3 separate regions of the Homo sapiens genome follow, and regions 1 and 2 are each linked to region 3. Evidence: chromatin loops called from intact Hi-C (ENCODE). Cell type or tissue: PC-9. All regions are shown on one strand.

Region 1 (8,000 bases), 100 kb after region 3:
GTGCCATGTGGGAATTTAGGCCTGGGCTTGCCATGTCTTCCAGTTTGTCAAGAAAAGCCAAAATCAGAATTTCTACATGAAATCTCTCAATTCTTTTTTTCTTCCCTTCCCTTTCTTCCTCCCTCCCTCCCTCCTTCCTTCCCTTCCTCCCTCCCTCCTTCCCTCCCTCCCTTCCTTCTTTCTTTTTTTCTTTCTTTCTTCCTTCCTTCCTTTTTTTCCTTTCTTATTCCTTTCTTCCTTTCTTTCCTCCTTTCTTTTTGCTTTCTTTCTTTCTTTCTTTCTTTCTTTCTTTCTTTCTCTCTTTCTCTCTTCTTTTCTTCTTTTCTTTCTTTCTTTTCTGACAAGGTCTCACTCTGTGGCCCAGGCTGGAGTGCAGAGCTGCTGTCATAGCTCACTGCAGCCTCGACCTCCTGGGCTCAAGCAATCCTTCCACCTCAGCCTCCCAAGTAGCTGGGACTACAGGGGCATGCCACCACACCCAGCTATTTTTTTATTTTTGTTTTTTTCATTTTTCTGTAGCAAGGGGATCTCATTATATTGCCCAGACTGATCTTGAACTCTTGGCCTCAAGCCATCCTCTCATTTCAGCCTCCCAAAATGTTGGGATTACAGGCATGAGCCACCACATCCAGCCCATGTGTCTAAATAAAATACTTAAAACATTATAAATCAAGCTTACAAGTTGTTAACAAAACACATTCTTTTCTTCTTCCTTGACAAGGATACTTTCATCACAACCTAAAAGGCCAAGTTTGAACTCAGAATTCTTAGACACTTCAAAATTTTATATTAGCACAAGGTAGTGAGAAAGAAGCAGTACCCGGACTGCAGCTTGCCGCTTTCTTGCCCTCCCCTGGTTCTTCCTGTACCACAGCAGCCTCCAGTTCATGCCGGCGGACATGCCAGCCTGGAAGACCAAATTCCGTCCACATTCACCCCCACAGGACCCATCCCTTGGGTCCAGAGATGCACATACCAGTGGTCTGGTCCACACTCGGGAAGAAGTATCCAGGGAAGAGGCTTCAGCTCCTGGAAGCCAGCCCAGGGCCAGTTACTAAGGGGATTCTGGTGTCCTTGGAATGTTGGGCACAGTCTAAAGGGGGACACAGGGTTCTAGGTAGGTGTCTCCTTAGTTCTAAGGACTTTTTGCCCCAACAAGAGGAGCGTAGCAGGAGGAATGGCAGTGCTAGTCCCTGCATTGTCGGGAGTTCAGAGCAGAGACGTCTTTTGTCCAGGTCTGAAGGTGGCACTGCAGAGACCTGCCCATTTGCAACTCTGATCTAGGTCAGCAATATCTCCTGGAAAAGCCCAGGCTACAGGAAGGCCCTGTGTAGCAAGAAATGGACACAAGACAGCGTCGTCAACATCTGTCACATTGAAATGCGGGTTCCTGGAGAATGTTAGTTTCCCCACCTGCCATCCTCTGCATTTATCTCTTACTAGCAGTGTCATTCCCTGAGTGAGTGTCAGAGCAAATTACGAGAAAGCCAGATCTTCAGTCCTCAGGATGAGAAGTGTGGGTGGGGAGAGAAAGGGAGGCAAAGTCAACTCAAAGGTCACGAAGTTGCCGTCTGCTGGACCAAAACTTACCAGCAGTTTATTAATACCTCCAGCCGATGTTACAGTTGTGGCTTTACGGGGAAGGAGGTGAGACTACTGGATGCCCCACTTCTCTTGGGGACAGATAGGCTATCTCTATTTCTCTTCCTTCTTCCCCACGGGTTCAGTGCTCCAAAGCTGCTTGGGAATTCCAAGGGGGAGAAAGGGCTAGTGAACTAAGATCAACACCAACGTAGTAAAGATTTAATACTCGTTTCTGCCAGAGGAGACTGTCATTTTAAGAGACACCTAGGAGCTCAAGGCTATAGTGAGCTATGATTGCATCACTGCACTCCAACCTGGGCAACAAAGCGAGATGCAAAACCCTGTCTCTAAAACAAAAAAGAGAGATGCCTAGAGAAAGTAACACTTGACCCAAAGGAAAGAGTTTTTATGGTAGCATTTTAGGCTTTGTAGCAAGTGAGCAGAGGAGATATTTAATGGAATTCTTGCCATGGGAATGACATGTGACTGCATTGGCCTCATGTAGATACCAGAGGAGTGGGAGATGGGGATGGGAGGGAAAGAGAGATGTAGCCCTTCTAAAACTCTTGTGGGTTTGTGTGTGTGTGTGTGTTTTTTTTTTTTGACTGAGTCCCACTCTGTTGCCCAAGCTGGAGTGCAGTGGTGCGATCTCGGCTCACTGCAACCTCCACCGCCCGGATTCAAGCAATTCTCCTGTCTCAGCCTCCTGAGTTGCTGGGATTACAAGCATGCGCCACCACGCCCAGATAATTTTTTTTTTTTTTTTTTTTTTTTTTTTTTGTGGAGATGGTGTTTCACCATATTGGTTAGGCTGGTCTTGAAAAATCTTGTTTTTTAACCACCTGATATGTGATTTAATTTAATCACTTATAGGAAGATAAAATAAAAACCTGATCCTGGTTTGAACAATCTACTGGTAGGTAGAGATGAAGAGCCCCCTTTTAGAGGACTTCAATAGGAAAATTTGCACAAATACCTTTGCTACCCAGGAGGTTTCTTTGGCTTCCTCTGGAAGATTCCTGTAGACAGATTGCTGAGTTTGTCATTACACCTAGAAACCAAGGCTAGGAGGGGTAGCTGAGACTGATAATTGCCCTCCCAAAGCTATTCTTCCATTTTTCCTTACTACGGAACTCTTGTTTTGTCTAAGATGGCAATATGCCTAGAGAAAAGATTACATATCCCAGATTCCTTTGATGTTTGGGATGGCCATATGGCACAGTTCTGGCCAAAGAGATATGCAAGAATTTGCTAGGTAAGACTTTTATGGGAAAGCTCTTCAAAAGGTGGGGCTGTCTCAGTTGGCACATGCCTTTCTCCTCCTTTCTGTCTGGAAGGCAGATATGGTGTTAGAGGTGAAGCAACCGTGTACACAAAGGAGGAAGAGATTCTGCGTCCCTGGTAATACTGCAGAAGTGTGAAGATGATAGAAGCTCCAGCTGGCCCACTTCTAGACGGCTTCTAAGTGAAAGTGGAAAAGAGTTTATTTGGTTACATCACCTTGAGTTGGGTTTTCTAAGTGCAGCTTAACTCAATTCTGTCTAATGCAGGAGCCAATGGAACAACCAAATAAGGAATTTAAACAATTCCCCTAGCTCAGTGGTTCCTAACTGGGGGTGATCCTCCCCATTCCCCAAGATATTTGACAATGTCTGGAGATATTTTTAGTTGTTACAGCTTGGGAGAGAGGTACTAGTAACATCTAGTGGGAAGAGGCCAGAAATGTTGTTGCTAAGCATGCTGCAATGCACAGGGCACACCCCACAAACAATAATCCAGCTCAAAACATCAGTAGTACAGAGGTGGAGCACCCCTGCAGCTGGCCCTACTGCTTCTAGGGCACCAGCCCATCAGGCCACCAACCTACCCTGACACGCTTGTCCATCCCTTTCTCAGAAACAAACCCTGTGTATTGACCAGGCTGAAAAAGCCACGTCCTTCACCGTATCTGGCACTTTCCTCTCTCTAAGCCTTTGCTCATGCATCATTTCCTCTGCCTAGAATCTCCCTCTCATCTTCTCAGGTGGGGACCATGACTCTTCATTTTTTTTTTTTTTTTTTTTTTGAGATGGAGTCTTGCTCTTGTCACCCAGGCTGGAGTGCCGTGACGCAATCTTGGCTCTCGGCTCACTGCAACCTACACTTCACAGGTTCAAGTAATTCTCCTGCCTCAGTCTCCTGAGTAGTTGGGACTACAGGTGTCTGCCACCACACCCAGCTTTGCTTTGTGTTGGGAACATTCAAAATCCTCTCTTCTAGCTATTTGAAAACATACAATAAGTTATTGTTAACTGTAGTCACCCATCAGTGCTAAGACACTAGGACTTATTCCTCTCATTTAGCTGTAATTTGGTATTCTTTAACCATCCTCTCATTATGTCGTCCTCATCTCTGCCCTGCCTTTCCAGCCTCTAGTAACCACTATTCCACACTTTACTTCTATGAGTTCAACTTCTTTAGCTTCTGCATGTGAGTGAGAACATGTGGTGTTTATCTTTCTGTGTCTGGCTTATTTCACTTAACATAATGTCCTCCAGGCTCATCTATGTTGCTGCAAATGACAGGATTTCATTCTTTTTTATGGCTAAATAATATCGCATTGTGTATATGTACCACATTTTATCTGTTCATCTGTTGGTGGATGCTTGGGTTGATTCCATATAGTACTTTGCATTGTTGCTTTTTAATGTGCATAGAAGATAAGGAATACAGGAGTAAAAGAGTTTGGAGGCAAAAACTCAAACTGTGTTTTTCCTCTGCTCTCACACCACTCTGCAATCAACACAGATGACTTCTGTGACCAAATGTGGGGAGTTTTCCCCATACACCGAGCAAGCAATCAGTTCTGCAGCAGACACCAGCTGAGTATCCTCCAATTCAGTTCTGACCCTGTCTGCCTGGAGATAGCATCAGCTCCTACAGGTTGAGAGCTCAATCCCACAAGACTCCAACCAACTTCAGATGCCAGTCGCAAGTCCAGGCATCCAGAACTTCTGGCCACTGGCTTCAAGTTAGGTTCCCACGACCCTCTCTTTGGATTGGACAAATGTGCTAGAATGGCTCAAAGAACTCAGGGAAACACTTACATTTACTGGCTTATTATAAAGGATATTGCAAGGGATACGGATGAGATGCATAGGGTGAGGTACGGGGGAGGGGTGCAGAGCTTCCATTCCCTCCTTGGGTGTGTCATCCTCCAGGAATCTTCTTGTGTTCAGCTATTCAGAAACTCCCCAAACCATGTCCTCTTGAGCTTTTTATGGAGACTTCATTGGAGAGCCATGATTGACAATCATGTAGAAATGCAGCTGGACAAAAAGGGTCCAATTACATGATCTAGTATGAGTCACATGATCTAATACTAACAGGCTAAGCAGAGAAACCCAGCAAGACCTGTCTGTGCAGATTCTTTTTGGCCTCTCTGTGTAGCATTCCTTCCTTCAGGGTATGCAGCAGGACTGCTTCTGAAGTGAGGGTCTTATGACCACAATCAGAAAAGGGGAGGAAGATTAGGGTCCTGCTTTGCACTAGGGAAAGAAGGGTAGAGAAAAGTCAGAGATAAATTTTGTTTTTTAAGGCCTGCCTCTGAGGACTGAAGTGCCCAACATTATTAAAAAAAAAAAAAAAGACTGTAACAAGGTGTTATATCACAGAGATAAATAAGACCTCTGTGTTATCCAAACCCAAGATTGGCTGTACTCTTCTTTTGCTTAAAAAACATATATATTTAAATTAATAAAGCTTGGCAAATATAGAGTATAGACACTGAAGTTTGGAGGCCTACAAGCATTCATGAAATTTCATCTTTTCATTTTCTCAATAAAGCATCTCTCTCAATCCATTTGTGTTGCTATAAGAAAATACCTGAGATTGGGCAATTTATACATAAAAAAGATTTATTTGGCTCTATGGTTCTGCTGTCTGGAAAAAATCGGGCACCCGGTGAGGGCCTCAGGGTGCTTCCACTTGTGGTGGAGGTGAAGGGGAGCATGTGTGTGCAGAGATCACACAGTGAGAGAGGAAGCAAGAAAGAGCAAGATGGAAGGGGCTGGGCTCTTTTTAACAATCAACTCTTGTGGGAACTAATAGAGTGAGAACTCACTCAACCCCCACCCCAGGGAGAACATTAATCTATTCATGAGGGGTCTACCCCATGATCAAAACTCCTCCCATTAGCATCCCACCTCTGAGTTTGGGATCAAATTTCAACATGAGGTTTGGTGGGGTAAACATCCAAGCTATAGCAGCATCCATGTGTGGAAAGTTAAGAGCATCTTTTTTTTTTTTTTTTTTTGAGACATGGTCTTGTTCTGTCACCCAAGCTAAAGTGCATGGCTCACTGCAGCCTCAAACTCCTGGGCTCAAGCAATCCTACCACCTCAACCTCCTGAATAGCTGGGACTACCAGTGAGTGCCACCATGCCTGGCTAATTTTGTGTGTGTGTGTGTGTGTGTGTGTGTGTGTGTTTTCAATAGAGATAGGGTTTCACCATGTTGCTCAGTCTTGTCTTGAACTCCTGGACTCAAGTGATCCACCTGCCTTGGCCTCCCAAAGTGCTGGGATTGCAGGTGTGAGTCACTGCACCCAGCCAAAAGCATCTTATCTTCTTTCTCTATCTTGTGGCATGTGAAGATACTGATACTAAACTTTGCCAATCATCTTTCAACTTGCAGCCATACACATAGGTACCCATTCCTAGGGATCAGCTCTTCATATCTGGGCCATGGGAGCTGTGAAATTAGATTGCGAGTCACATTAGCACCACGTCAATCCTCTCCACCCCAACCACCATTAGCACATCTTCTCTAAGTGAAGTCAGCATTATTCACATAAAATGTTATCCATTGACTACTGGTGCACAGTGTGATTGGGGTTTATGAGTTACTCGGGGTGATTATATGATGAAGACTCAATTCTTAGTGGGGGCGCTGGAGACCTTGCACCCTCTGTCCCCCAGCTCACTTCATATCACCCTCTTTTCCTCTGCACTGGCATCTGTCCCTTCCCCAAATCTCTGCGTGCTCCCTCCAGCCCAAGAGCCTTGCTCATTCTGCTCAGCCCTAACTGAAATGCTCTTACCCTTCTAGCTCATTCATTCCTACCTTTTGTCAAATACCAGCTTGGGGAAATTTTGCTTGATTCCCAGGCTAGATCAGAACTGCAATTTCAAATAGTTTCATAGCACCTCATGCCCTTCCTTTATACCCATTAACACAGACTGAAAATTTACATTTATCTATGTGGTTATTTGGTTAACATTTGTCTCTGTGACTGGACCATCCATTCTATAATGTCAGGGATTGCCAATGTTTTGCTCACCATTGTATTCTCAGCTCCTTGCACAGTAGCAAAGAGCCTACCACAGAGTAGAAATTCAATAAATATTCATTGGCTGAATGAATAAATGGATGGATGGATGGAACACAGTGCCTGCCTTCTAGGAATGTAAAATCCAAGCCAATTATTATTCTGACGATGGAATACAAATGACAAAATAAATATTCAGTTAACATATAAAAAGTAAGAATCAATCAGATATTTTAAGAGCAGGAATCAAGGGAAGGCATGTATTCTTGTGAAGATGGTAGAGATTAGGGATAGAGTCCCAGGTGGGGCTGGAAGAGGCGAGGGCAGGGAACTGTGTCTCCTCAGTCACAGTGTTATCTAGCTTTTAGTCTGTGTCTAGCTGTCACCTATTAGACAGAGGGAAAGACCAGGATCAAAGTAAAAGCAAGTTGGAATCCTGCACAAGGCCCTGTAGAAATAGATTAGCCCCAGTCCACCCTCATCGCCTATTTTCTATTACTCCAAATCCTGCTTCCATGGTAATGGAAGCTGGTTGGCCTGCCTTGCTGGTGGTTCATGCCTCTACACCCTACAAACACGAACACAACCTACGTACTGCTGTAATTGAATACCACAGACTCAGTAATTTACAAAGAAATGAAATTTATTTCTCACAACTCTGGAGGCTGGCCAGTCCAAGAGCATGGCACCAGTATCTGGCCAGGGTCATCCCATGGCAGAAGGGTGGAAGGCAGAAGTGAGCACATGAGACAGAGAGGGGAGCAGACCAAACTCCACCTTTTTATCAGGAACCCACTCCTGCAACAACCAACTCATTCCTGTGATAATGGCGTTAATCTATTCATGAGAGTGGAGCCCTCATGAGCTAATCACCTCTTAAAGGTCCTGCCTCTCAACACTGTTTCAATGGCAATTAAATTTCAGTATGAGTTTTGGAGGGCACATTCAAACCGAAGTGGCTCCAACCCCACATTTTCACTTGGGATTGCCCTAGTGGGGACTCTCTGAGGTGACCGTTCCCCTGAAGCAGATTTCTACTTGAGCTTCCAGGTGATCCATGACATCCTTTGAAATCTAAGCAGAGGAAGCCATGCTTCTATAGCCCTTG
Region 2 (8,000 bases), 52 kb before region 3:
GGCGCGTGCCTGAGTCCCAGCTCCTTAGGAAGCTGAGGCACGAGAATTGCTTGAACCCAGGAGGCAGAGGTTGCAGTCAGCCAAGATGGCGCCACTGCACTCCACATTCCAGCCTGGGCGACAGAGCAAGACTCTGTCTTAAAAAAAAAAAAAAAAGAAAGAAAGTGCATGTGTGAGTGTGTAGGTGGGGTGAGGTTGGGGGACTGAGAAGAAAAGCAGCTTGGTTTGCAGAGAGGAGAAAAAAACAGAGCTGCAGATTCAAAATGCAGAGATACTGCCTGGTTCCCAGTGCCTTTCCAGTTCTTGGGCTTCTATTCCTGGAGAAAGCCTGCTGGCCCTGGCTTCCATGGATATCCCAGGATTCTTCCAGGAAGCTTTCTTTGGTATTGCCTGAACAAGTTCAAGATGGCTTCTGCTGACTAAGGCATGGGTTAACACAGCCCTATCGGAAAATCTTCACGGAGAACTGCACCCCAAGCAGGTGGACATTCTCCTTTTTCTCCTTCAGATCAATGGACAATTTGAAAGTGTATGTATTGTATTTCTCCTGGAGGTCCAAATACAAAACCCCTCTCTGAAGCCTTTCAAGAAGGCTTGGTATGGCTGAAATGTGGTTCTCTGCTGCTGATAAAAGTGATCATGTACCTGTGGGTGGTCTGCTGCCTTAGCTAGGTACTGAAGCCTGGATCCCAGAGACATTCCTTTCAGACTTCCTGAGCACCTCCTGATTCCTGTTCTCATTCCTTCTGGGCTGACCCATGCTCTGTGCTGAGCTTTATACCTATTCTGGTTGCAGATAAGGTAATTTAACAAATAAGGTGAGAGATTCCAGTGAGCAAAAGACAGACAGACAGACAGACAGAGCCAGAGGCAGAGTTAGAGTCTAGACCTTGGTGGGTGAGTGTGAGCTCAGTTTCTAATCATCTCTCAGCTTTACATGGCTCAGTAATCTGATATTATCAGTTCAGACAGAGGGGACAAGGCCCAGGGAAGCACTGTCCAACAGAAATATAGTGTGAGCCATAAATGTAACTTAAAATTTTCTAGTAGTAACATTTTAAAAAGTAAAAAGCATATGTTAACCCAATATAGCTAAACCATTATTATTTCAACATGTAATTAATATAATTTTTTTAAGAGAGACAGAGTCTTGCTCTGTTGCCCAGGCTGGAGTACAGTGGCGTGATCATAGCTCATTGCAGCCTCAACCTCCTGGCTTCAGGTGATCCTCCCACCTCAGTCTCCCAAGTACCTTGGACTATGGGTACACATCACTGTGCCAGCTAATTTTTTTTTTTAGAAATGGTATCTTGTTATGTTGCCCAACTTTAAGAGACAAGCGAGACGTCATCTCTAAAAAAAAAAAAAAAAAAAAAAGAGAGAGAGAGAGAGAGAAATGCATTTCTCTTATGTAAATGCTTAGGTAGGTCTTGAGGGCTACTGATATGGCTCTTTGTGCAATATTTAACCCAAGTTCCTTCTATCTGTTGGTCCACCATGCATGGGCTATATTTCCAAATTCCACAACAGTCCAAGATGACTGCTCCAGCTCCAGCCAGTGCGACCACCTTCCAGCCTGCAGAAAAGGAAAAGGGAAGAAGGACACACTACCACCTTTTCATGGCACTTCCAAAAAGTTACACACATATTACTTTTATTTACATCCATTTGTCGGGATTTAGTCATATGGCCCTATCTAGCTGCAAGGGAGGCTGAGAAATGTACTCTGTGTTCTAGGTGACCAAGTCGCTGGCTAAAATTCAGGGATTCTGTGACTAAGGAAGAAAATAGCGAGGAAGCAACTGATAGTGTTGGTCTCAGAGACCAAACCATGCTAATGAAATGCAGATTCTCTGGTAAACCAGAAGGCCAAGTTATTCAAGAACAGTAAGACTATAATTGTCAGCCAGATGAGAGTGCCTGAGTTGGCTGACCATTTCAATCTCTTCCCAGTAGGCTAGTCTAAATGGTTAGAAGATTAATGGATCGGACTATGAGAGCCTGATAGGTCCCTTTCCATTTCAGGACCTACAAACCTGCCAGGAGAACTAAAACATTCCTGCCAGCCTGGGAGGGAGCCCTTTTTCTGGGATGATGCTAGAGATGCTTGGACAAACTCTGGCCCCTCAACATTTCTTTACCTGAACCCATCCTAGCTTTATACACTACAATTCTACTTATATTTGTTACATTTTAGATGTTGGGAAGAGATTTTGAAGACATACTAGCTCTTTGTTGTGAACTTGGGATTTGCTATTGTCTCATCAGCAGTGTTCATTAACTTGATAAACATTTATTGAGCACCTACTTTTTGCCAGGTATTGCATTATGCTAGGAGTGAATAAGAACCTGTCCTTAAGTTGACTGCAGTATCTAAAGAATAGGGAAAGTGATGGGCAAGCATTTGAGAAATGAGTAGGCATTCACTGAGCAAGAGGAATGAAAAGCCATCCCAGGTGAAGGGAAGGCATGTGCAAAGGCTTGGGAGACACCAAAGAACATGACGTGTTTGGGAAAAAGAAGTAGCTGGGTGGGGCTTGTCGGGAGGAGATGCTGGAAGGGTGGCCTCTTCAGCATCCATTCTCTCTCAGTAACTACCCCATTTTCCTTGGGGTATCCACCCTCCCTACACTTCCCATATTTTTTGGAGGAAGTCGACTCCACCCTGGCCTAGGCTTGGGGTAAATAGCCCCAGTATAGACTAATCAGCAAAATCCCTTCTTGCCTGCAGATGGGCAAATGACCCAATTCTGACCTGAGAGACTGGAGAAGACTTTGCTGGCAGGTTCAGGGAAAGAAGCTCTCTCCCTTTCTCCTTCTATACAGCATGGAGCATAGGTGTGAAAACAGGAATTGTGGCAGCCGTTTTCTCACCATGAGAAAAGCCTGCCTGAGCATGAAGACAACACCATGGAGGGCAGAGAGGAAAACACCAAGAAGAAGAAGGGGTTTTGATGACATTGTGGTGCTATTGAGTCAAACCTACACTGAAGCCTCCTTGAGCCCTCGGCTTTAGGCAGCTTGGGGCTGCAATGTGAAGGACCTTGGGGCTTAGCTTTTATTCTGGGGCAATGGGAAACAATAGACAGCTTCAAGGAGGGGGGCAAGCCCACTGGACCTGAATTGTAGGAAGTTGTCTGCAGTGCTGAGTGCAAAGAGCCTGGGCCAAAGCCAGAAATGAGGACCTGAGCCAAGACAGGAGAAGAGGAAAGAGTCTGAGAGCCACTTGGGTGACAGAAGCCAGACTAACTGGATTAAGAGGGCATGAGGAAGAGGGTGTGTGCTTTAGGAAGAGGCTAAAACTCTTAGCCTGACTACATGAATGGAGAAACTCCCCTTCCCCCTTCTTTTGCCTCTATCACTGTCCCCCTGGGAAATCATGTCCACTGCCAAACCCTGTATTCTCCTCTTCTGCAGATTCATGCCTCTGATTACAATTCTTTATGGGCATGCCTGGTCCTTTGGAGCAGGGACCATGCCTCGTCATCTTCACATCCCCAGGGACTAGCCTGGCACATGGTTGGCACCGGGTCAAGGCTGACTTGGATTGAGTTCTCGCTGAGCTAGGCATGAGCTGCACCCTCCCCCTGCCCCCAGGGCTTAGTCATCTGTTTCATAAGCAGCTTCCAAAAGCTGCAGCCCCAATACCCAGCTTCCTTGTTGTTGGCAGGTGTTGGCAGCCCTGAGTGCCAGAACGCCAGGGAGCCAGCCACTGGGAACATGCTAGGGTGGTGAGCAGGAGCCAACTAATCAGGGCTCATATACATTTACGAGAGGCGTGTGTGTGCTCCCCAGGAGAGCTGTAACGACACTCCCTTTCCAGGAAACACAAACCAGGCCTCTTTCCTTTCTTTTTTCTCACCTGTCCTGTCTTGTGGCCAGAAGCACATTCATTGGCTTTCCATGCTTCTAAAATAAATCAAATTGGGGGCCACACCCTTCCAAGCTACTTTAGGTTTGCTCCGTGGAAGCTTTAACCCCTTATCATCCCACCAGGCCTGAAATGCTTGGGTTCCAATTTACAAAAATATTAACTTTTTATGTCCTTTCAGAAGAAGGATCTCAGTTTTCCTGATGTCTGCTCCCCTGCCCTGGAATTTCTCCCTCTGCTCATAATTCATCCCAAGGATGTTGACTTCTGTGTTTTGGGATGGTCAGGGGCTAAGTGGCATGGAGGGCAAATAGATTAACCTTTTACCAACTTTCCAAAGCCCTTCCTCCTTGTTCTTTTTTGTTTTTGTTTTTTTGAGATGGAGTCTCACTCTGTCACCCAGGCTGGAGTGCAGCAGCATGATCTCATCTCATTGCAACTTCCGCCTCCCAGGTTCAAGTGATTCTCCTGCCTCAGCCTCCTGAGTAGCTGGGACTACAGGCGCATGCCACCACGCCCAGATAATTTCTGTATTTTTAGTAGAGATGGGGTTTTGCCATGTTGGCCAGGCTGGTCTCAAACTCCTGACCTCATGATCCACCCACCTCGGCCTACCAAAGTGCTGAGATTACAGGCGTGAGCCACTGCGCCTGGCCCTTCCTTGTTCTTTTTATCTCGGCCTCCTCTGGGCTTTTGGAAGGCCTCTTCTTTCTCTAACCCCAAGGTTTTCCTCATTACTCCTCCAAGATTTCAAGGTTTTCCTCTTGTCAGTTTCGTTATGGAAACTCCTGGTTCCCCGCTAGCCTGCGCTCCTCAGTAGGGCTCTGAAACTCAGCTCTCATCTGCCCCAGTGTTATGTTGTTTTTTTCCCTGTCGCTATGGCAGGGATTAAGACAGGAGCCAGGGAAGAAGGGCGGGGGGAGGAAAGTGAGCACGGAAAGGCAGAAGAACGATGGGAGAGAGCCTGATTGGAGGGTGTCAGAGCTGAAGGAAACCGACAGAGAAATGGGCTGAGTGTGTCAAGGGAAGGAAGAGGGATTTGTTTTTCGTTGTTCTATTTTGGTTTTGGTTTTATAGTTTGGATTTGTTTCCAGAGATGAAGAGAAATGTACTTAGTGCTGAATCTCCCCCAACATAGAGTCATGGCTAAAGAAATCCCTCTCGCATCGTCAGTAATCCAGGGGCAATCTTTAGATCCCAGATGGAATAGGGAAAACTCTCAAAAAAGCTTCCAGTTATTCTCAATTCACTTTATGGACAAGCCTGCCCAGTCAGTGTGACAAAGTGACCCAGTACCACTCTGAGACCAGGCAAGCCCTGCCCTTTGGAGATCCCTTCCCCGCAGGCCTCCCTTTGTCCCTGGGGCGAGGGGGTCCTCAGGGCTGAGGGTGATGCCCAGACAGAGTCTATGCCCACACCCACCCCTTCCAGCCCATGCTCCATACTCAGGACCCCAGAATCTCTGCCCGAATGGCCCAAGCCCACTTCCAGGTTCTGGGTGGGCCTGTTTCCATGGTCCACCCTCTCAAGGTAGCCTGTGCAGCCAGTGGCCAAGGGATAGCTGCTTGGGACTGGGCAGTGGGCAGAACCCGGAGGTGCAGGCTGGTGTCAAGCATGTGCACTTGAGAAGGGGCCCTGGCTGAGGGTTGGAACAAACGGCAGGCAGGCCCTGAGCGGGGCTGCCTTTCCTTCTGCTGCTGCATTCTGGTCTGAAGAGTCTGAGGATTCTAAAGTCATACCTGGCCTTCCAGAATGTTATGGAGGTTCATTTGTGAAGACAGGAGAAGAAGACAGGTTTTATTGAATAATTTCTTATCTTGACTTATAGCTTTTAAATATTTAGATACATGGTATGTGAATTGTTGTTTGAATTCTTGCCCTGGTCCCACAAACCTGTGATAAAATGAAGATTTGCGTGATGGAAACGACTCTATTTCCAAATCTCTTCTGCTCCATGTTCCAGTCTTTCTCTGCCAAATGCCTTCATTTGAATGCTCTCATCCTGTGTGAGTCTGTAAATCAGCCTACCACTGAGTAGAAGAAATGGTAGTGGCCATTTTGTGTTCTCAATTTATTTTCACACACACACACACACATATATATATATGTGGTCTAGCTTCTGAACCCCCTTTCTGTGTTTGGGGAGTATCCCACTCACACACACACACTTTTCTGAGCCATGGTGGGGAACAGAGCTCACATCCCAGAACACAAAGCAAACATTGCTAAGAACTTGTCGTGGCCAACACTACCAGTGGCTTCCCCAGATGTCCACTCTCCCCTTCTCCTTTAATAAGAGAACCCTCAATGTTTAGCTGGGCACATGGCTGCCTGGGCCAAAGACTACATTTCCCAGACTCTTTTCTGCCAGATGTTGCCAAGCGACCAAGTTTCAACCATTGAGACAGAAGTGATATGGGCAATTTCCAGGAAGTGGTTGTAAAGGGAGGGAGGGGGCCTGCTTCTTACCCTTTTCTCCTTCCTGATATCTGGAATGTGGACTTGATGGCAGGCTCCCAAGCAGCCTTATTGGTCCATAAGGCAGTGTGCAAAGGCAGTGCAGAAGGAGCTCCAGAGTGGTCTCGCTCCAACTTTGTTTGCCTTCAAACTTTTTTACATAGAGAAAAAAAAAAACTCTTTCTTTTTTTTTTTTTTTTTTTTTTGAGAAAGGGGTCTCGCTTTTTTGCCTAGGCTGGAGTGTGGTGGCGTGATCATAACTCACTGCAGCCTCGATCTCCCAGGCTCAAGTGATCCTCCCACCCCAGCCTCTTGAGTAGCTGGGACTACAGGCGTGCACCACCACACCTGGCTAATTTTTGTATTTTTGCAAAGATAGGGTCTTGCCGTGTTGCCTAGGCTGATCTCAAGCTCCTGGGCTCAAGTGATCCACCTGCCTTGGCCTCCCAGGGTGCTGGGATTACAGATGTGAGCCGCCATGCCTGGCCAAAAAATAAAGTTCTATGTTGTTTAGACCATAATTATTTTGAGTCTTCTATCTAAATAGATAGAACTCAAGCCAAAATAACACATTTGTCTTCCCAGACTCTCTTGTAGCTAGGTCACAGCCTGTAACCAGGCTCCACGAAGGGCAGGCTCTCTGGTCCAGGCAGCCTCAGCAATAGGCTCGAGACCTGGGCAGCAGTGGTTGCCCCCGGTGTTCAGTACCAGGGGCATGTGTGAGGCAAGATGAGGTGCCCAGTGCTTGGTGGCAGTGGTGGCTCCTTACTGAACAGGTTCTGCCATGTGATTTTATGATTTTGGGCACTGTTTTTGGCTATATGGCCTCAACCCTGGTCCTCCAGTCCACCTGATGATTTTGTGAATATCCAACATCCTGTTAATAAATTCCCATTCTGCTTACATCTGCCAGAGTTGGTCAGTAACCCAGTCTTAGCCCCTGTCAAACTACTTTTTAACAATAAGATTTTACCAAGATTGTTGGTTTTGCCATTAGATGAGTCCATGGAATAATCTCAAACTCAACGTGAGGCATGAATTCCATTTAAAGTCAGACAGTCCTAACAATTCTTGTTTCTGAGGGTGCTGTTGATGGGGGCAAAATTGGGTTCTTTGGAATATTCAGTGTCTCTTGGCATAGGGATATGTGCCATCTACGAGGTGAAACATGATATTTTTGGGGGAATACCAACAACAAAAATTAAATACAAATTTAATTAAATGAATACAAAATTAAATTAGAAGTACATTCAAAGGGTACAGCACTTCACTTGTTCAGAAGTGATTTATGCGGCAACCCCAGCTATTTGGAACACTGCCAGGAACCAGAAAATGAGCAGAAATCAATACAACCCCCAAAACCAATGAACAGACAAACAACAACTCTCAAAGCAAAACAAGACAAAAAACACTATTCACAGCCAAAATAAATGTCACAGGATCCACTGCCTAGATTTTATGTATTTATTCACAGGTGCACCATCTTGACCCTCCTTCAGAGCATATTTACTGTTTGTGTAGACAAAGTTTGAGGAACAATTTGGATGAGGAACGTCCCATTCCATAGCAGATTTGAATGTGGACGGGAGAGGGGAAAGGCTGCCGTGGACTGACAGTCTACCAGCAATTATAAGATGGGTGTTAGCTTGTGTTAAACTCAGAGACAAAGCAG
Region 3 (8,000 bases):
GTCCACGCCCTAAGGGACTTCCCAATTAATTACGCTGCCGAGCTTGTCAATAGGCTGGTTCCTTCATTGTTTTAGAAGGAAGAATCAGAGAAGCTGTTCTCATGCCAAAGGAACCCTCATTTGCTGCCACTGACCCAGAGTTCTCAGCAGTTCTGGTCTGATAACTGAGGATCCACTCCATAGCCCTGGCAATGGGGAGCTCTGTGTCCCACTCTATCTGCCTCAGTGTGGCAAAGCCCTTCCATACCTTCTCTCTGCACCTAAATTGCATCCATCTCCTTAAATAAATCACTCTTGGTAAAACCCCTCTTCCATCCTCCGGGCCAGATATCCCTGGCTGTGAACGGTTTGGCCCTTTCACCTCGGTAGGGTTTATATTAGCTGGTGTTCAGTATTCTTGATGGGGAGGTTGCCTTTGCCGGGAGATTTGTCTGTTATCTGTGCCTTGTGCTTGAAAGAAATTGGATGAAATGCATGTTTTAGCCACACACCCTGCATACAGATTAAATGGAACTGCCTTGGTAGAGAATAATTAAGCCAAGGACCTTGTTTTTCACCTTCATGATGAAAGACAAATGACTTCCAAAGGCTTTAATAAGATGGAACTTGAAATGTTCTCCTACTTTGGCCAGCTTGGGACTTTCAGAACAGCCTTGTTCATAAATATTCTGTGCAACGACTGCATTTTCATTTAATTGTAGATAGAGTCATTTTGCAGGAGCTCTTGTCTCCATTTTTGACCCAGTGTAATCAAGGCATATTACACCATTTGTTGTTGTTAAAGAGTCAGTTTCAGCTGTATTATTAACTCTTTGAGAAGAAGACAGATTTTTCCCTGCCAGATGCATTCTGCTTCTCACCAGTCTTTTGGGGGTGATGAGGGTCTTGTGGGGGCCACCATTTCTCTCCTTTTCTCATCTTTTGAAGTGACTGTCAATTGGACAAGAAAACAGATTGATTGCCTAGTGGGAAACTAGACCCCACTAAGTCATAAATATGAAATGGGCCTGAAATAGACATATTTCAGCAAAAGACATCCTTCCCCAAATAGCTCTTCTCTAGCAAAAGGATTTCCTAGCAATCATCATCTCTTTTTCTCTTCAGTGTTAGGTTTTCTGTCTGTGCCAAGGTGATTTTTCCTGTGTCTCCTGGATTCTTTCTCACTTTTGTAATAACAGTGTTTGCTCTTTCCTTAGCAAAACCGGCTGTAAATGGGTGTCACCCTGCCTAGCTGGCTTTCTCAGGCTTTGTTCCAAACACAATGCTGTCTTTTCTTAGCCGTGGAAATGGGGCTGTTCTCCACTGGTTTTTGAGAGAATGGCCTTTTCCTATTCTGTTCATATAAACCAGCCTCACACCTCGGCGGCCTGTTGTTTTTGGGGTTCTCTTAATGCAAAAGAAGGTTTTTACTATGGACAAGGGGAGTTGGGAGGGCCCTGGTCAGAGACATGCTGCATCTGGCTGAGATACGAGGAGACTGAGGAGTCAGTTTGGAAGGATCCACCTGTGGGCTCTGATGCCCCACAAAGATTGTAGGGTGTCAGGCTTTCAGTTCATACAGAAGGTGTCCCCTGCCTCTTCCCAGAAAGCAGTAGCCTTCCAGTTGGTCCTGTCACTGTCCGACCCAGGACCGGGGCACACTCATTCCCCTTCTCTGACCTTGAGTTCCTGGCCTGAGGATGCAGCCAGGATCTAGGGTCTCTGGGTCTTCTCAGTTGCAGAATCTAAGGCTGGAGCTTAGTTTGCAGCCCTGCTTCCCACACTGTTTCCTGCAGATGCTGTGCACACAGGGCAATGGCTTATCCACCCGTGCCCCCAGCCATGGGAGCCGAGTGACTCATCTTGGCAGGTGGAGCCATTGCCTCTGCCAGCTCTTGTTCAGAGCCTTCACCTGGTGGTTGGCTGAGCTGATTTGAGTGAGCACAGCGTCCAGTGTGTGGGTTTGTTCACAGGTGAATGTGCTTGATTACATCCTGCTGTTGGGGGCAGCTGAAGTGAAGTGGAAAGAACCTTGGACTTGGAGTCAGGAGTGTCTGGGTTCTTGCCCAGGTCACCAGCTCTGTGGATCAGGCCTCCCTTCCTCCCTAACCACGCAAGGTGCTGAGCACACAAAAAGTCAACAAGATGCAGACTTTGCCCTCGTGGAACTCCCAGTTTAATGGAGGAGTCAGAAACTGTGAATAGAATATAATACAGTAGGGGCCAGGATACGCTCAGAGCAGAGGGACACCTCCTCAGCCTACAGGGTGTGAAAATCAGGGAGGGCTTCCAGTGGGAGGTGATGCTCCAGCTGCATGTACAGGAGACATGAGAAGTAAGCCAAGGGGACAGCAGGGCAAAGGCATGAAGGCCAGGGAAGTGTATGGTATATGGCACCTCAGTGTTTCAGGAGCATAGAGCGGAACCCTGGGATCAACAGGTGGTAAGACCACAGCAGGTGGGGCCAAGTCCCAGCAACCTCATTTGACATAGGAGCTTGGGCCTCATCCGGAGGGTAAGGTGCACAGTAACTGGGCCAGATTTGCATTTTAGAAAGATCCTTCCGATGGCTGGGATGGAGGATGGTTGTGCAGGATCTGGAGGCCTCCTGGGGGACTGGGGCAGTGGTCAAGGAGAGACAGTGGGCCTGGAAAGTGACAGTGGGGGTGGATGGGGGGAGCAAATCTGACGAAGATTTAAAATCTAGAATTGGATGGCTGGCGTGATCAAAATTGGAGATAACAAGAGGGACGGGGGTGTGGGGAGGCAGGTAGTGAGCCCTCAGGGACATCCACGTTGAGCGTCTGGCCCAGCTGGCACTTGGATATTTGGGTCTGCAAATCCAGATTTGGTTGGCATTAGTGTATGGGTGGTGGCTGAAACCACGTGAGTAGATGCAAACGGAGATCCACAGGCCGTGCGTATCGAGTGAGGAGAGTAGCAGGCCAAGGATGGGACCTGGAAAACAGCCCGGAAGGGATGGGAAATAGCAGGAGACTGGAAAGGCAAGGTCAGAGGATGGGCAGGTGCAGGGGAGTGGGTCCAGGGCATGGAAAATTCAGGAAAGAGGGATGATGCACAGTCAGGCAGAGCCTCCCAGGAGGATGGACCAAGCAGTGTCCTCTGGGCTGGTCTGTGAAGACCCAATCCCTGTCTTGAAGAGCAAGCCATTTCCTTCTCTGGGACTCAGTTTCCTCATCTAAAATCTAGGGATTAGCCTTGGTGCTTCCAAGAGCCCCTGGCACTAAGCGTCTGTAAAAGCAGAAACTTCTTTTTTCTTTTTTTCGAGACAGAGTCTTGCTCTGTTGCCCAGGCCGGAGTGCAGTGGCACAATCATGGCTTACTGCAGTCTCAACATCCTGGGCTCAAGCAATCCTCCAGCCTCAGCCTCCTGAGTGGCTGGGACTACTGGTGTACACCACTGTGCCCAGCTAAGAAACTTCTTATAAGAAATTAGGGGGCACCCTTCCTACATCCCTCAATCAGGCCCACGCTGCCCTTGAAGGCTGGATGAATGAAAACCCAGAGAAGTCAGAGCTGGAAAGGACTTTGCGGAGATTTTAGTCCAGCCCACCGTGTGGAAGGTAGCCTGATGGAATGGAGTCAATCCCTGTCTTTTCCCAGCTTGGCAGCCTCGGGCAGACACTCCACCTCGCTGAGCCTCAGTTTTCTCACTTGTAAAATAAGGCCCCTGAGACCCACCTTGCAGATGTGTTTGAAGGTCAGTGAGAAATGGGAGCTACTTGTGCTTATTAAAGATGAGCCCCAGGACCGGAGAGGTGACCTGATTGACTCGAGGTCACAGAGCAGGGCACTGTGGTGACCAGAGCCCAGGCTTCTGAGGACAAGCCCACTAGGGTCAGCTGACTGCCAGAGGTCATAAATCAGCAGCCGTGGGCCAGTGCAGCCCACAGATGTGTTTTGTTTGGCTCATGCGGTGTTCCTTTCAAAATGGAATTTGTTGCTGACATTCAAAAGTGGGAGATTTTACTTCAAAAATTTATATTTTCTTGAAAACTTGGAAGAATTAGCAGCACTGAGCCTGCATCCCACTGGGGCTAGTGTCCCCTCCCATGGCAGGAGGGGTGGCCACCGCCCCATCCAGCCCTCCCCCCTCACTAATGGTGAGTTACTTGCTTGACCCCTGAGGTGATGTGAGTCTGCAACCCCAGCCTTAGACTGACCATTTGTCTTGAATTTTCTCCTAAAGCCCTGCCCGCTGTTCACTGAAACAGCTCAATATTTCACAGCTGAGGCCCAGACCTTGGCCACTGAGTAAGAAGGCCTGGCAAGAGATGACGGGAGAGACAGGAGGGCAGAGAGTTTCCAACAGCTCAGCCCCATGGGGGATGCTGGGAGGGCCTGGCCCCTGCAGGCTGCCGGGGGTCAGCAAGGGAGTTGGCTGAGGGCCCCTGGGGTTTCCTCATTCCTCCCTCCTGGAGTGGGAGGAGGCTATGGGCCTAGCCGGCTGGGCAGGCTGAGATCTTGTCCCTGAATTGCCCTACTTTGTTGATGGGGGGTGGGGGAGTGGGGAGGGACTGCAGCCCCTGGCTTAGTGCAGCCCTGTTTATGTAGGGGAATGTCTGGTATGTTTGGTATTTGGGTGTTTACTTCCCAGGGTGCTCATGGGTCCCTGGTGTTGAAATGTGGCTCCTCCATGCAGGGGGGGCCCTGGTGGGCCTGGCTGGCTGTGTGAGGCCTGAGGCTAGATTTGGAGGCTGCGGGGCTGTTACTCCAGGCCTGCTCACTGACAACTCAGCACGCCCTGAACTCCCCAGCCTGCTCCTCCCTCTCCGCAGTACTCCTTTCTGTGCCGCATTCTGCCCGGAGGCAGGCCAGTGTGCCGCTGCTGCAATAGCACCACCTCCGCCTTGCCTGCGAAGGAAGGCAGGGAAGCTGGCATCACGGAACTCTTCCTGTGCTCCCGGCTCTGGGCTGGAACTCAGTCCTCATTACTACCATGTGCGGCAGGGCTCAGTACCTTCCTGTACAAGTGAGGAATGGAGGCTCAGAGAGGCCAAGTAACTTGCCCAGGAGCACACAGCTGGTCTACAGCAGAGCTTCTGGAGGAACTCAGGTCTTAAAGACCACCCCCCAACCCCACCAACCAAAGCTCACACTGTCAACTCTGATGCCACAAGTCTCAGATTAGCCTGGTTCTGTCTGCCCAGGCAACAATTCTTAGTATGAGACAGAACCCTCAGACTTGGGCTACTCTGGTTAGTGCTGGGGGTTTTGGTTTTTCTTTTGTGTCCATTTTTGCTTATCACTTCCTTTATTTCTTTGTCCATGTGAGAGTTTCTGTATTTTCAGCGCCTTGGGTTGAGAATGTAATTTCTCTTTCTCATTCTGTCTCTCTGTGGGTCCTGCAAGCTATGTTTTTGAAAACGCTTATGAAAAGTCAGAATTCAAAATCACATCTGGGCTGCTGTTTGTCACAGTGGAAATGCCGCGCCACCTGCAGACGGGGCCTGAGAAACACGGAAATGGGTGAGGGTTAGGCCCGAGAGGAGCTGGTGACGTCCCCTCCTTTAAACCATGGAGCTTGAATGTTACACCTTCATGTAAATTGTGCAATAACGTTTTTTAAAACATGTTAAAAACTTCTAACTCTAAAGGCAGTGATCATGATCAGACCACCCACCCCTTGAAGAGCAGGACGTGCTCAGGCCCTGCGGCCCAAAGACCTGGATACGAGTCCTGCGCTGTCACTGAGCATCTACGCAGCCTTGATGTTCTTAGTTTCCTCATCTGCAAAAGTGGGGAAGCTGAATAGAGCTGTGCTGGGTGACTTACTGAGATGGCAAATTAAATGTAGTTAATTTAGTTAATAAACACCCATTCTGTGCCATGCTCAGCTCTGGTGGCTGAGTGACAGTGGTGAAGGTGATGATAGACTGAGATATTTATATAGATTAACTATGAATAGATTAAGGTTCTCATGGGAAACTGACAACGGGCAGGCAAACATGCATGTGAAAAAGATAAGTGCTGTTAGTGAATGCACCTTGAAGGAAATACACAGGGAGATAGTAACAGGACAGGGCTTTTAGTTTGGGGTGGTCAGTAAAGACGTCAAGAAGGAGCAGCAAGTACAAACCCGGGGGACAGGGAAGAACTTGTCGTTTTGAGGGAGAGGAAGAAGGCCCATTGTTGGAGTTGAGGGGTAGAGGAGGGCGATGTAGTGGAAGGTCAGAGAGGCAGGAGGAGCCAGGTTTTCTCGGTTCTGTGGGCCACATGTGTTGGAAGCTGTTGGAGGGTTGCAAGCAGAGGAGCTGACTTGTGTTTTAGCCAAGGGAGAGCCCTTTGGAGCCACTGCAGCCGTCCAGTGCAGAGGCGACGAGGGCTTGGACCAGGCTGGAGGCAGCAGGGATGGAGAATGTGGTGGACACCTTAGAGATGTATTTTGCAGGTGGAATCATGACAACCTGCTAAATGGACTGTGTGAGTCCTTAATCGGCTCCAGGGCAAACTTCTCTGGGCACACAAATCTGCGTGCGCATGTACTGCATACAGATCCTGATTCAGTAGGTCTGGGTGGCCTTCAAGACTGCATTTCTAACAAGAGCTTGGGTGAGGCTGATTGTGCTGTTGGCCAACCACACTCCACAGTGCCTGACTCCTGGCAAACGTCCAGGAAGTGCTCGCTGTGGGGATGACCACGAGCCCTGTAGGAATCTCTCAACTGTTGCTGTCATTGACTCCTGCCTGCAGGCCGTGACTGGGTCCAGGACTGGGGGTGGACTTATGTAAATCACAGAGATAGATTCATACACGAGATAGTCTTGTTTGCCTATCAGATCCATTCCCGTTTTACCCTGCTCTGTGCCCCAGGTGGCTCATCTCAATGGACCACATTACCCAGGAGTCCTTCCACTCTGGCTTCTGGTTGAACTTGGCCATTAGGAGGTACCAGCCTTAGAAAAGAATTTGGGATATTCATTCCCCTGATCCCTCCCTGCTGGGCACCCATTGGGCAGTGGTGTGTTCCTCTACCAAAGAGCACAGCTCCTGTCTGGTGACCCTCTGCCATGGCTAAGTGACAGCTCTCCCTGGGTTCCAATCATCACTCCTGACCCTAGCCTCAGGCCGGAGGTGTTCGTGACTCCACTGCTGCTGGTCCCGGGTTCCCTAAGCTCTGTCCACCCCCTGTAAGTAGTTCCCTCATTAATTTCCTTTAAATAAACCCCTGTTTCCTGCTGGGATCCCCTAGTCCAGGGGCTTTGGTACCGACCGAGGTGACCCACCTCTGCCTTTTATTGGCGGCTGCTTAAGGGCCCTTCCGCATCCAGGCTCTGCTGCTTTCTCAGCGGTTTTAGGAATGTTGCTGAGGGTGGGATTTCACCCCTGGTCACTGGGGACCATCTTCAGCTCCTCCATTAGCCCCTGGCATCACCTGACCTCCAAGGGTAGAAGCTTGGTGTCCCAGGCATCTTTCAGTGGCATGTGGCAGAAACCTTCTCAAACTCCCTTCAAGCCAAGGGAGGAATTTTGACAGATTCATAGTCCCAATGACAAGGAGCATAGTCAGTCCTCACCAGGGTGGCATCAAGAGGACCAAGACAGCGTCTTTCTCTGTGTGTCTTCTGTTGATTGTTCCTCTGTCTGTGCCGTTGGCTTCTGTCCACATCTCTGCATGTTTCTCTCCCTGTGGCACTGCCTCTGTGTCTCTCTCTCCCCTTCTTCATCTCCGTGTTCTGTGTGTTTCTCTGTCCCACTGTCTCTGTCTGTCTGCCTGTTTGTCGGGAGTGCTCTGTCTCAGGGCCTGGTGAGGTGAGCAAGCCTGGGTGAGGTGCCCGGGGGCGTGGCATGTAGGGAGGTGCTTCCTCTTTGGTGCTGACCCTGCACTTGCTTAAATGTGTGCCTTGGGCACCCCACCTGCTTTCCCCTGCTCCAGGCCCGGCTTTTCTCTCCATCCCCCTTTCCCTCTCTTTGCCTGTTTCTTTGTCTCCCTGACCCCGTCTTGGAGCTGAGTGGTTGTTTCTCTCTTGGTACGTGGTCTCTGGTCTCTGCTCACCCTA

What was found. Peaks named below come from ENCODE experiments on the same cell type or tissue, not always from the same donor. Only the 100,000 strongest peaks of a DNase experiment are listed, where the experiment ranks them.
Region 1: it touches region 3 in a loop (4-fold over the local background); 2 of 110 quality-filtered maps call a loop at or near these places.
Region 2: a loop joins it to region 3, with 7 times the contacts of the local background. A loop is called at or near these places in 5 of 110 quality-filtered maps.

What each region holds. Positions count from the first base shown.
Region 1 is chr14:75,549,810-75,557,809 of GRCh38, forward strand. No RefSeq gene overlaps it. Among named protein-coding and RNA genes, the nearest start is that of FLVCR2, 25 kb to the right of the region's middle. In PC-9, no CTCF peak of the experiment used is centred here; a DNase peak (open chromatin) is centred at 4,892; H3K4me3 peaks cover 1,054 bases; H3K27ac peaks cover 1,839 bases.
Region 2 is chr14:75,396,833-75,404,832 of GRCh38, forward strand. No RefSeq gene overlaps it. Among named protein-coding and RNA genes, the nearest start is that of JDP2-AS1, 27 kb to the right of the region's middle. In PC-9, no CTCF peak of the experiment used is centred here; a DNase peak (open chromatin) is centred at 3,639; H3K4me3 peaks cover 568 bases; H3K27ac peaks cover 2,108 bases.
Region 3 is chr14:75,448,672-75,456,671 of GRCh38, forward strand. All of the region lies in intron 2 of JDP2 (Jun dimerization protein 2), which reads left to right. Among named protein-coding and RNA genes, the nearest start is that of JDP2, 25 kb to the left of the region's middle. RefSeq lists enhancers at 3,326-3,840, 3,841-4,356, 4,357-4,870. In PC-9, a CTCF peak has its summit at 4,259; DNase peaks (open chromatin) are centred at 1,202, 1,870, 4,610 and 6,660; H3K4me3 peaks cover 1,532 bases; H3K27ac peaks cover 7,532 bases.